3 separate regions of the Homo sapiens genome follow, and all the other regions are linked to region 1. The links are chromatin contacts, found by Hi-C in ENCODE. All regions are on one chromosome and are shown on one strand. The core of a region is the stretch at or near the end of the contact, and the rest is flanking DNA. Distances in the headings are between cores, read along the strand shown.

Region 1 (3,436 bases), core at 240-2,739:
GTGCTGCACCCATCAACTCATCATTTACATTAGGTATTTCTCCTAACGCTATCCCTCCCCCAGGCCTCCACCCCCCAACAGGCCCCAGTGTGTGATATTCCCCTCCCTGTGTCCATGTGTTCTCATTGTTCAACTCCCACTTATGAGTGAGAACATGCGGTGTTTGGTTTTCTGTCCTTGTGATATTTTGCTGAGAATGATGGTTTCCAGCTTCATCCATGTCCCTGCAAAGGACATGAACTCATCCTTTTTTATGGCTGCATAGTATTCCATGGTGTATATGTGCCACATTTTCCTTATCCAGTCTATTATTGATGGACATTTGGGATGGTTCCAAGTCTTTGCTATTGTGAATAGTGCCACAATAAACATATGTGTGCATGTGTCTTTGAAAATTATCTGGGCCTGGCGCGGTGGCTCACGCCTATAATCCCAGCACTTTGGGAGGCCGAGGTGGGCAGATCACCTGAGGTCAGGAGTTCGAGACCAGCCTGGCCAACATGGCGAAACCCCGTCTCTACTAATAATACAAAAATTAGCCGGGCATGGTAGCTTGTGCCTGTAATCCCAACTACTTGGGAAGCTGAGGCAGGAGAATCCCTCGAACCCGGGAGGTGGAGGTTGCAGTGGGCCAAGATCACGCCATTGCACTCCAGCCAGGGCGACAGAGCCAGACTCCGTCTCAAAATCATCATCATCATCATCTGCATTATCATTATCTTGATTCTATGTGTCAAGTTAAAGACAAGGTTCTAGTCTATTTGCAAAGGACATTAAAAATAACAATTGTTAACACAGATAATCTTTAGTCTTTGAAAAACCAAATTAGATACAATTGTTGCTTCATTTCCCCCTTTAAAATTTTTCCTTTAAAAAAAATCCTAATGACATTATTTATGCTAATAAGAATTTTATCGGATGTAATAAAGTTCGTCTTGAGGCAAACTGCAGAATTATCACTTAACGTCAGTGTTCTTTAAGCTTCCCGACTTTACCAACTAGCCAGTAATATGTTCAATTTTTTTAGAAGTCATTTGAAACAATTTTCAGAACCTTAATCCACCAAGATGCTTCAATACCAAAGTACCAGTACCGTCATCTGAGGCTGGAGGGTTTAAAGCTGCTCTACCTTAGGTATATTTAAGATAATATTGTTTAACCTTTATAAACGATTAATTTTATTTGGATATTTTAAAATAACACTTGAAATAGGTGTCACAAAATTCTTTCAAAACGTGAATTCTCAGAACAACCTCCCCGAATCTGGGGCTTGAAGCCTCCGCCTCACTAAAAGTAGATCCCACCATTACCCGGCAGCGCGGAGGCATACCCGGAGACTGGGACCCCCACCTCCCCCGGGGCGTGACCTGTGATCCTTGACCCGTGACCCCACCTCCTCTAGGGCGTGACCCCCTAGCCCCACCTCCTCCGGGGCGTGGCCCGGAGATAACCCTGGTAAGAGTCGCGTAGCCCGAGCCGGGCGGAACCACTGTTCGCGCTGCCGTGTTTCCGGGCGGGGACACTCAGGGCGCGACGCTTTTCTGTTACCCACAGAGGCCCGCCGCGGCTGCGCCATCCGCGGCCATGAAGTTTCGGGCCAAGATCGTGGACGGGGCCTGTCTGAACCACTTCACACGTGAGCAGGGAGGCCGGAGAGGAGCGAGGGAGGAACGGAAGGAAGCAGTGAGCGCGCGGTGGGGACCGCGCAGGAGGATCAGAACGGGGATGGGCGCCGGAAGGGGCCGCGGGAGGATGGGGCCGGGATGGGGGTGCTGGTGTAGGCCGCGGGAGGGTGGGGCCGGGAGGGCGCGGGGCGGGTCGGAGGGCACTTGTGGGGATGAAGGCGGCTTTCAAGGGACGTTTCTGAAACTTGATTCCGATCACGTGGCTTTAAAAAAAAGCGGCCACTGCTCCCATAGACGGCTTTATCAGGCATTGACATACCTTCAAGGCCCCATTCGTCCCTCCACCCTGACAGTGCCTAACCTTGCATTTAACTGTGTATTGCAGTACCTAGTAGTCAATAAATCCATGTTGAATGAATGAATGACTGGTAGGTGCCTGTTTTCTTATTTGAACACTGATGATGTGTGCTGTACATCTCCCCTAGTTTGTTGGGAGAATTGCGTGACATCAGGGGTATTAAAGTACTTTCCAGTGTGATACCAACGTTAAGTGGTTATTTTTCCACCGAGAAGTTGATGAACAAGAAATTCTGCAAAATAAGTTGGTCTCTAGGATACATAATGTGCATTTTAGTAATTCCTTATTTTAACCCCTGCTTTAGGAATCAGTAACATGATAGCCAAGCTTGCCAAAACCTGCACCCTCCGCATCAGCCCTGATAAGCTTAACTTCATCCTTTGTGACAAGCTGGCTAATGGAGGAGTGAGCATGTGGTGTGAGCTGGAACAGGTGAGCAAAAGCTTCTGAGAGGCCTGCACACTCTGCAGATTGTCACTGGAAAGATCACATATACCCTCCCTCATCCCTCATTTTTTTTCCCTTAGGAGAACTTCTTCAACGAATTTCAAATGGAGGGTGTCTCTGCAGAAAACAATGAGATTTATTTAGAGCTAACATCGGAAAACTTATCTCGAGCCTTGAAGACTGCCCAGAATGCCAGGGCTTTGAAAATCAAACTGACTAATAAACACTTTCCCTGCCTCACGGTCTCCGTGGAGCTGGTGAGTAGGAGAGTCAGGGTTTCTAACACAGAAGTCTTGGCCTCGAAGGAATAGACATAGTTAGCCTAGCCTTTTTAACAATAAATACTGTTGAAAGCTGTTTGGTTTATTTAAATTTAAAGATCTGGTCCATAACTATATTTTGCATTAGAGTCAGTTCCTCCTCATTTTAAAATTGTGTTGTTATCATATGCATTCAGCTAGAATGCTGCTTTTTCCAAGCCGTGAAACTTCCAGCCTCTCTGTTTCTTGTAGTGGTATTGTCACCTTGTCTAGAAATCATGGTTTCTCTATCCATTTTCACCTTTGACATGTTTTCTCCCCACTCCCACCCTGCCTCATCTGCTATAATAACCTTTAAATGGCCCCTCGTTCTTCAGTACACGTATGTTTTATATGCTACTGCCAGATGAATTTAGTGCACAGCTGTCCTCCAAACACACAAATACACAAACTCATGCGCATACATACAATCCAGAGTTGCTCTTCCTACTCATAGAATGAGGTTCGTATTTCCTTTTTTTTGAGACGGAGTCTCTCTATCACCCAGGCTGGAGTGCAGTGGCGCGATCTCGGCTCACTGCAACCTCCATCTCCCGGGTTCAAGCGATTCTCATGCCTCAGCCTCCTGAGTAGCTGGAATTACAGGCACCCACCACCACACCCAGCTAATTTTTGTATTTTTTTAGTAGAGTCGGGGTATCACCATATTGGCCAGGCTGGTCTCGAACTCCTGACGTCAAGTGATC
Region 2 (3,378 bases), core at 235-2,734, 3.4 Mb after region 1:
ACGTCAAATGGGTGAATCGTATGGTATGTGAATTTTATCTCAATAAAGATGTTATTTAAAGGGAAAAAGTAACTGAAATGTGAAAAGTGCGCTTAAAAAAAATAATGAGGGGCCGGGCGCAGTGGCTCACGCCTGTAATCCCAGCACTTTGGGGGCCGAGGCGGGCGGATCACCTGAGGTCAGGAGTTCGAGAATAGCCTGGCCAAGGTGGTGAAAACCCGTCTCTACTAAAAATACAAAAATTAGCCGGGCGTGATGGCGCGTGCCTGTAATATCAGCTACTTGGGAGGCTGAGGCAGGAGAATCACTTGAACCCAGGAAGGCAGAGGTTGCAGTGAGCCGAGATCGCGCCACAGCACTCCAGCCTGGGCGACAGAGACTCCATCTCAAACAAGACAACAACAACAAAAAATGAGCATACAGTGATCTTTATTCAACTTCCCAAGATCCAGTCCTCAGCTAATTTACAAAACTACAATAGTGTTACATACTCTCCTAGGTCTACACGGCAAAGTACAGTTTGACTGTTGCAACTAGTGCTGCCTTACAAAAAAAGGCTTTATCCCATGCCACCCATCCTAAACCCAGCTGTTCAGAGCAGTGTACCTGGAAATCAGCCTCAAAGTACGGACTGCAAGACAAGGCACAAGGAAACCCTAACACGAAGTCCTATGTTCTGGGCAAAGGGATGGGGATGGCAGGTGGGACGCACCCAGGTCAGGGCGAGGGCGCGGCAAGTTTTCTATTAAATCTCAGTAGATTACAACTCATATCCAATGTCTGATATATTTTCGAGGGAAAATGGTGCTTGAAAGATGTTTCTACGAGAAATAAGCTTCATCTCGGTCAATCTGTTCGACCCAACTTCTGGCAGCAGGTGTGGGGGCGGCGCCAAGGTCTGCGCGGTAATCCAAACAGGCAGTCCCACCCAGGGCCACCCCAAAGCCAGATGCTCCGACGCAACTCGAGCAGGCCACACTGTCTTTCGGACAAAGCGACGCGGTCCTCACAGGCGGGAAGGAGAGTGCGTCCCGGTCGGGAAGGACGCCGTCGGAGAGCGGCCTAACCACGTGACGCCCGCGGCGACCTTGGGGGTCACCCCTGCGGACGCACCGCCCTCTCCCTCACATCCGCCGCCGCGCCCGCCCCCCGCTCGCCCACCGCCAATGGCGCGTCGCTCCGCGCCCCGCGCGACCTCGGAGCCCGCCCGTACCCGCCAATCTCCGCCCGCCGGGCAGGCCCCGCGGCTCCATTGGCTGCCACGGCCATCCATCAGGTCCCGTCCCTCCTACCACCCTCCGTGAGCCCCACTCCATCCAGCTCCACTCCCCTGTCACCGCGGCGCCCGCAGCACCAAGGGCGCGGCGGCCTCCCCCTTTACCGCGATCTCCAACCCCGGGCCGCCAAGCGCCGCGACACCCGGCACTGGGACGGGCGCGGCGACAGCGCACGGTTACCTGTCTCCGGCTCAGCTCCACCCGAATGAGGCGCCGACACCCCACTCCGGGGCTCCAAACTCTCGGCCCCGCCCCGGCGTATGGCGTCAACACGTAGCCCTCCCCTGGAGAAGAATGCCCTCCCCTCTTACAGAGGACCGATTCGTGACGTCACAGAGCCGCGCCGGGCGTCACAGCGCCGACTGCGCAGTTGCAGAAGCCAGGGCCAGCTGGAGCCCAGCTGTTTGCTCCGCTAGAGAGATGAGGTTGTCTATGGACTTCCAGCGGCTTCTGCTATCATAAATAATTTCTGAAAGTAAGATATCTCTAGCGCCTGGTAGGAACCTATCAAGAGATAGTTGGGTTGATGTGAAACTTAGCGCACAAAAATAAACAATTTGAATAACAGAATCTCCGTTTTTGAGATTGTCCTGGGTCAGGCTTTGTGACAAGCGCTTCACCGGCGCTATTGTGTAACAATCTGTGAGACAGGTGTTCCTATCCCCGGTCTACAAATGACAGTTGGCAGTGCTGGGATCTTGCCCGGGATCTTGCCTGGGTTTTCTTGACTTTAGAGCTACCTATCAAAGATAAAACGTGGCTAATTAACCTGTCACAACCTGTTGATTGTAAGATGTTCCCTATTTTAAAGTATTAAAATTTGGGGAAAGGCCGGGCGCGGTGGCTCACGCCTGTAATCCCAGTACTTTGGGAGGCCGAAGCGGGCGGATCACTTGAGGTCAGGAGTTCGAGACCAGCTTGACCAACATGGGGAAACCCCGTCTCTACTAAAAATACAAAAATTAGCTGGGCGTGGTGGCGATCCCAGCTACTCGGGAGGCTGAGGCAGGAGAGTCGCTAGAACCCGGGAGACGGAGGTTGCGGTGTGCCGAGATCGTGCCATTGCACTCCAGCCTGGGCAACAAGAGCGAAAATCCGTCTCAAAAAACAAACAAAAAAAGGGGGCGTATAAGTGCTTATTATAGAACAAAGTTAGGGTAATGTATGTGACAAGGATCTAGAGACTGGAAGAGGTGAAGAGACCAAGGAACAAACTTCTGTATTCTTTTTTCCTTTTTTTTTTTTAAATAAATTACGGTAAAAATGTATGTACTAAACATTTGCAGCTGGGTGCAGTGGCTCACGCTTGTAATCCCAGCACTTCGGGAGGTGGAGGCGGGAGGATCGCTTGAGCTCAGGAGTTCCAGATCAGCCTGGGGAACAGAGCAAGATCTCATTTCTACTAAAAAATCAAGAAAATTAGCCAGGTGTAGTGGCACTCACCTGTAGTCTCAGCTAATTGGGAGGCTGAGGCAGGAGGATCTCTTGAGCCTGAGAGATTGAGGCTGCAGTGAGCTATGATTGTACCACTGCACTCCAGCCTGGGCCAGAGAGCAAGATACTGTCTTTTTTTTTTTAATGCCATTTTAACCATTTTTAGGTGTATAACTCAGTGGCATTAATTACATTCACAATATTATGCAACCGTCACCACTCAATTTCCAAAACTTTTTCATCACCTGAAACAGCAACTCTGTAACCATTAAGCAATAACTTCCTATTTCCCCTTCTCCTCCTGTCCTTCTCTCCTTTGGTAACCTCTATTATACGGTCTCTATACATTTGATTACTCAATTACTTTATGTGGGTGAAATCATAATGTATATGTCCTTTTGTGTCCACCTTATTTCATTGAGCATGAGGTTGTCAAGGTTTATCTGTGTTGTAGCATGGGTCAGAACTTCATTTCTTTTTTTTTTTTTTGAGACAGGATCTCCCTCGGTTTCAGGCTGGAGGGCAGTGGTGCCATCTCAGCTCACTGCAATCTCTGCCACCCAGGTTCAAGTGATTCTGATGCCTCAGCCTCCCAAGTAGCTGGGACTACTGGCACGCTCCACCATGCCTGGCTAATATTTTTTTCTTTTTCTTTCTTTCTTTTTTT
Region 3 (3,604 bases), core at 634-3,133, 3.5 Mb after region 1:
CTTGAGTTCAAGAGTTCAAGGCTACAGTTAGTTATGATCACATCGTTACATTCCAGCCTGGGTGACAGAGGGAGACCCTGCCTCTTAAAAATAAAAAAAATAGAAACTATCGCTTGTAGAAGAATTTTGATGTCATTTTAAAGACAAATAGCCACATTTATTTGAAAAGACAAAATATTCCTCTCATTTGCAACTGTCTGTGTGAGGTTGCATGTTTTCATATACTTCAATGAAAACAACATAATGCAAATTATGTTGCAGTGAATGCAGATGTGAGAATCTTGTGGTCTTCTTTTTTTTTGTGGAGACGGAGTCTAGCTCTGTCGCCCAGGCTGGAATGCAGTGGTGTGATCTCGGCTCACTGCAACCTCTGCCTCCCGGGTTCAAGCGATTCTCCTGCCTCAGCCTCCAGAGGAGCTGGGATTACAGGCACCTGCCATCACGCCTAGCTAATTTTCGTATTTTTAGTAGAGACAGGGTTTCACTGTGTTGGCCAGGCTGGTCTCGAACTCCTGATCCTCCCGCCTCGGCCTCCCAAAGTGCTGGGATTACAAGCATGAGCTACTGTGCCGGCCAAATCTTGCTGTCTTCTAGTAGGCTCATTAAAGAGATTTGCAAAAATGTAAAACTATGTTACTCCTCTCACTGAACTTTTATTGCTTTGAAGAACATTATTTTTTGCATAAAAGTATGTTAACATGTAATGTGTTTTATGGTCATTTAAAAATGATTAAATAAATATTTAAACATTTTATGTTTTAATTTCTAATGTGGTAAATATTGATAAGCATAACCCATATCAACAAATGTTCTTTGGAATGTTCAACAAATTTTAAGAGGATTAATGGTCCCTAAATCAAGAGTTTCAGAACCACTGTTCTAGGGCAATTTACCTGAGTTGGATTTTATTTACAATTCATTAAAGCTTATACACTATGAAGACATGTTAACTTGCATGTTTTAATCTAGAAGAGGTGCAAATCATTTCTATACACTAGAAATGATAATCTATGGTTTTATCATCTTGTAGAACACCAGCCAGCTTTGTATCCAACCTAATCTTACTCTAATGCTTTGTCAAAATGTTTAATCTCCACTTCCTCAAAATGCTTTTGAACCAGCTTTACCATATCATTGTTAATTTGCTGAAGAAATCTTGGATATGTGTTCATGATATATTTGTATGAGTGTCATGCTTTTTACTTTTTTAAGATTATACTTTGACAGACACTAACAACATATGTATATATGACGTATATATGTATATACATACTATACACACACATACACGTACATATTTCACAACGATGGCATACGGATTCTCTATTCTGAATCTAGCTCTTTCCACTTAATATACGTTGAATGCACTCTTTATTTTCTTCGTCATCTTGACTTTCTTCTGATGCAACGCCCTGAGTTTAACTCACAGATCTGTTAATAAGAAACCCATACATCCCACATATACGCATTTTCCCGTCTCTGGCTCACTAACAAAAAGCTTACCCTAGCCCCATCTTTAACCATAGGTTCCAAATACCCAGGCTGGAATTCAACACAGAAATAAGAAAGGATCCACAGACAACGTGACAAAAATCCGAGCAGTCACGTGACACTGCACGCCCCATAATTTTTTTCCGCCCGCTTCAAACATGGCGGTCAAGCCCTCGCAGCGCAGCAGAAGCCACGGGCTTCCTTCCGCGTAGGAACCTCCTTGCTGCCCTTGTCGGGCTCTTTTGTCTAAGACCACCTCAAGGCAAAGCCCGTGGGGCAGCTGGGTCTGGGGAAAACAGCCCGGGGCCGCGGGGGCCGAACGAGCACGGACCGGAAGTTCCGCAGCCGCGCCGTCCGGCGGAGCCGTTGGCTGCGGACGCCGGAAGTGGCCAGTCGGCAGGTCTGAGGCGGCGCTGTGTGTGTGAAGCGTACCTAGGGCGGGAGGCGACATGGAGACAGGGGCGGCCGAGCTGTATGACCAGGCCCTTTTGGGCATCCTGCAGCACGTGGGCAACGTCCAGGATTTCCTGCGCGTTCTCTTTGGCTTCCTCTACCGCAAGACAGACTTCTATCGCTTGCTGCGCCACCCATCGGACCGCATGGGCTTCCCGCCCGGGGCCGCGCAGGCCTTGGTGCTGCAGGTGAGGCGGGCGGGCCTGCGGTCTGGGGAGCCGCCGCCCCCGGCCTGCCCTGACTCCTGGCGCCCGCTCCTCCAAGCTCTCCCAGCCTGTTTCCTCCTTTTCCTGGTGTCCTGGGGTTGAGCTTGTGAGAATGGCTTCAGTAATTTGAAGCGCGGATTGGATGTCAGCTTATTCCGCTGAGGTGTTCGCTCCGGACGTCCTGAGGTTTCAGAAGTAGTAAGCCGACTGTTAAGAGCCCTACTCAGCACCCGCCAGCGCGTACCCCTCACGGTGCTGGGGGCCGCTAGTCAGGGAGCGAAATCCATGCAGGCCAGACAGAAGGAAGGACATTTACAGCAACAGAAACGTGCATGCCCCAGAACTACCAAAGACTTGAGCTGGCGGGGATGACGGAGGCATTGTGTTGATCAATGGGTGTGGTCGCTTGTTTGAAATGTGACTTCCCAGGTCAAAGACTGTCAATGTAGTGCTTATTAAAATTTCTATTTGAGCTTAATTCCGTACCCTCCAGGTTAAGTTTATTGTATGTTGGAAACGCTGTCAATACTCATTCAGTGAAGTTGACTGGGCACTTTTGAATGTAGTGGTAAGCAACCTTTTGCTGAATGTAGTTTACACTCTTAGTTGCCGCAGGTGAGGGTGATACGGGTGTTTAAGTAATGGTTTCTCTCTCCTTGTGACACAGTTAAAGAGAGAAAACCCAGAAAGTAATAGAAAACTTTTTAAGGGCAATTATTTGATGGAGCCCATTGTAAAGAAAGGAAATAGAAATGATGGTTGAGAAGTGAAGTTTTTATAAGAGAGGTGGGACTTCTGATGAGATTAAAAGAAACTATTCAGCCAAGTATTAAGCCTATTTGTAGAAACCCAAGAAGATAGAAATGCTGATGATACCTCCCTCAGTTCTCTAGATGTTACAGTTTATAAAATGCTTCAGATGTTTCCTCCTGAAGTCTTAATGCATGCTGCAGGTTGGTAAGATGTTACTTTCCTCAGCAGAAGCCAAAGCTTTGAATGTCTTGGTAGCTACCAGGGTAATAGGGCCAAACGAGGAATGGGGTTCCATTAGGATTCAATTTCAGAACTTAAGGCTATTCCTCGTCCTTGTCAGTGGCATAAGTGCCATCTTAGTGATGAGAGAGCTGTTGGAGGTGGCCTTTAGCAGGATCTTATGGCAGGTTAATGAAGTCTTGCCATTTGATCTTCAGTGTCTCTGTGAAACAGATAAGTTTCAAGTTTACGTACCAATTCAGCAAGGTTAAGTGATTTGACCAAGAACACACAGCCAGTTCACCGTAGAGCTGAAACTAAAAATTTCATTTTGTGGATTCCAAATCTTCCTGTTCTGTTGTTTAACCATTCCATAGTAGGATGAGAACACTTTTGTCTAGATTGATTGTAGTTTGCAGAAAGATGTGGAGGAGAAAGGAGTATATACTGAGTAATATGTATAGTATCAGATGTTTTATATT

What was found. A loop is a pair of places that touch in the nucleus more often than their neighbours do. Pooled maps may share reads with other maps.
Region 2: a pooled map shows a loop between it and region 1 (14-fold over the local background). The contact joins the promoter of OGDH here to the promoter of HUS1 in region 1. A Hi-C loop is called at or near these places in 4 of 50 pooled maps.
Region 3: a pooled map shows a loop between it and region 1 (15-fold over the local background). The contact joins the promoter of NUDCD3 here to the promoter of HUS1 in region 1. A Hi-C loop is called at or near these places in 6 of 50 pooled maps.

Annotation. Positions count from the first base shown.
Region 1 is chr7:47,977,668-47,981,103 of GRCh38, reverse strand. It overlaps HUS1 (HUS1 checkpoint clamp component), which reads left to right and starts at 1,489. Exons shown (of 8, transcript NM_004507.4): 1 at 1,489-1,636; 2 at 2,288-2,415; 3 at 2,511-2,687. The coding sequence starts at 1,585. RefSeq lists an enhancer at 1,419-1,708 and silencers at 1,779-1,838, 1,919-1,968.
Region 2 is chr7:44,604,733-44,608,110 of GRCh38, reverse strand. OGDH (oxoglutarate dehydrogenase) reads right to left here and starts at 1,484. Exons shown (of 23, transcript NM_002541.4): 1 at 1,458-1,484. RefSeq lists enhancers at 495-834, 510-1,073, 1,325-1,924 and a silencer at 1,055-1,284.
Region 3 is chr7:44,488,937-44,492,540 of GRCh38, reverse strand. NUDCD3 (NudC domain containing 3) reads left to right here and starts at 1,883. Exons shown (of 6, transcript NM_015332.4): 1 at 1,883-2,132. The coding sequence starts at 1,941. RefSeq lists silencers at 1-66, 2,132-2,301.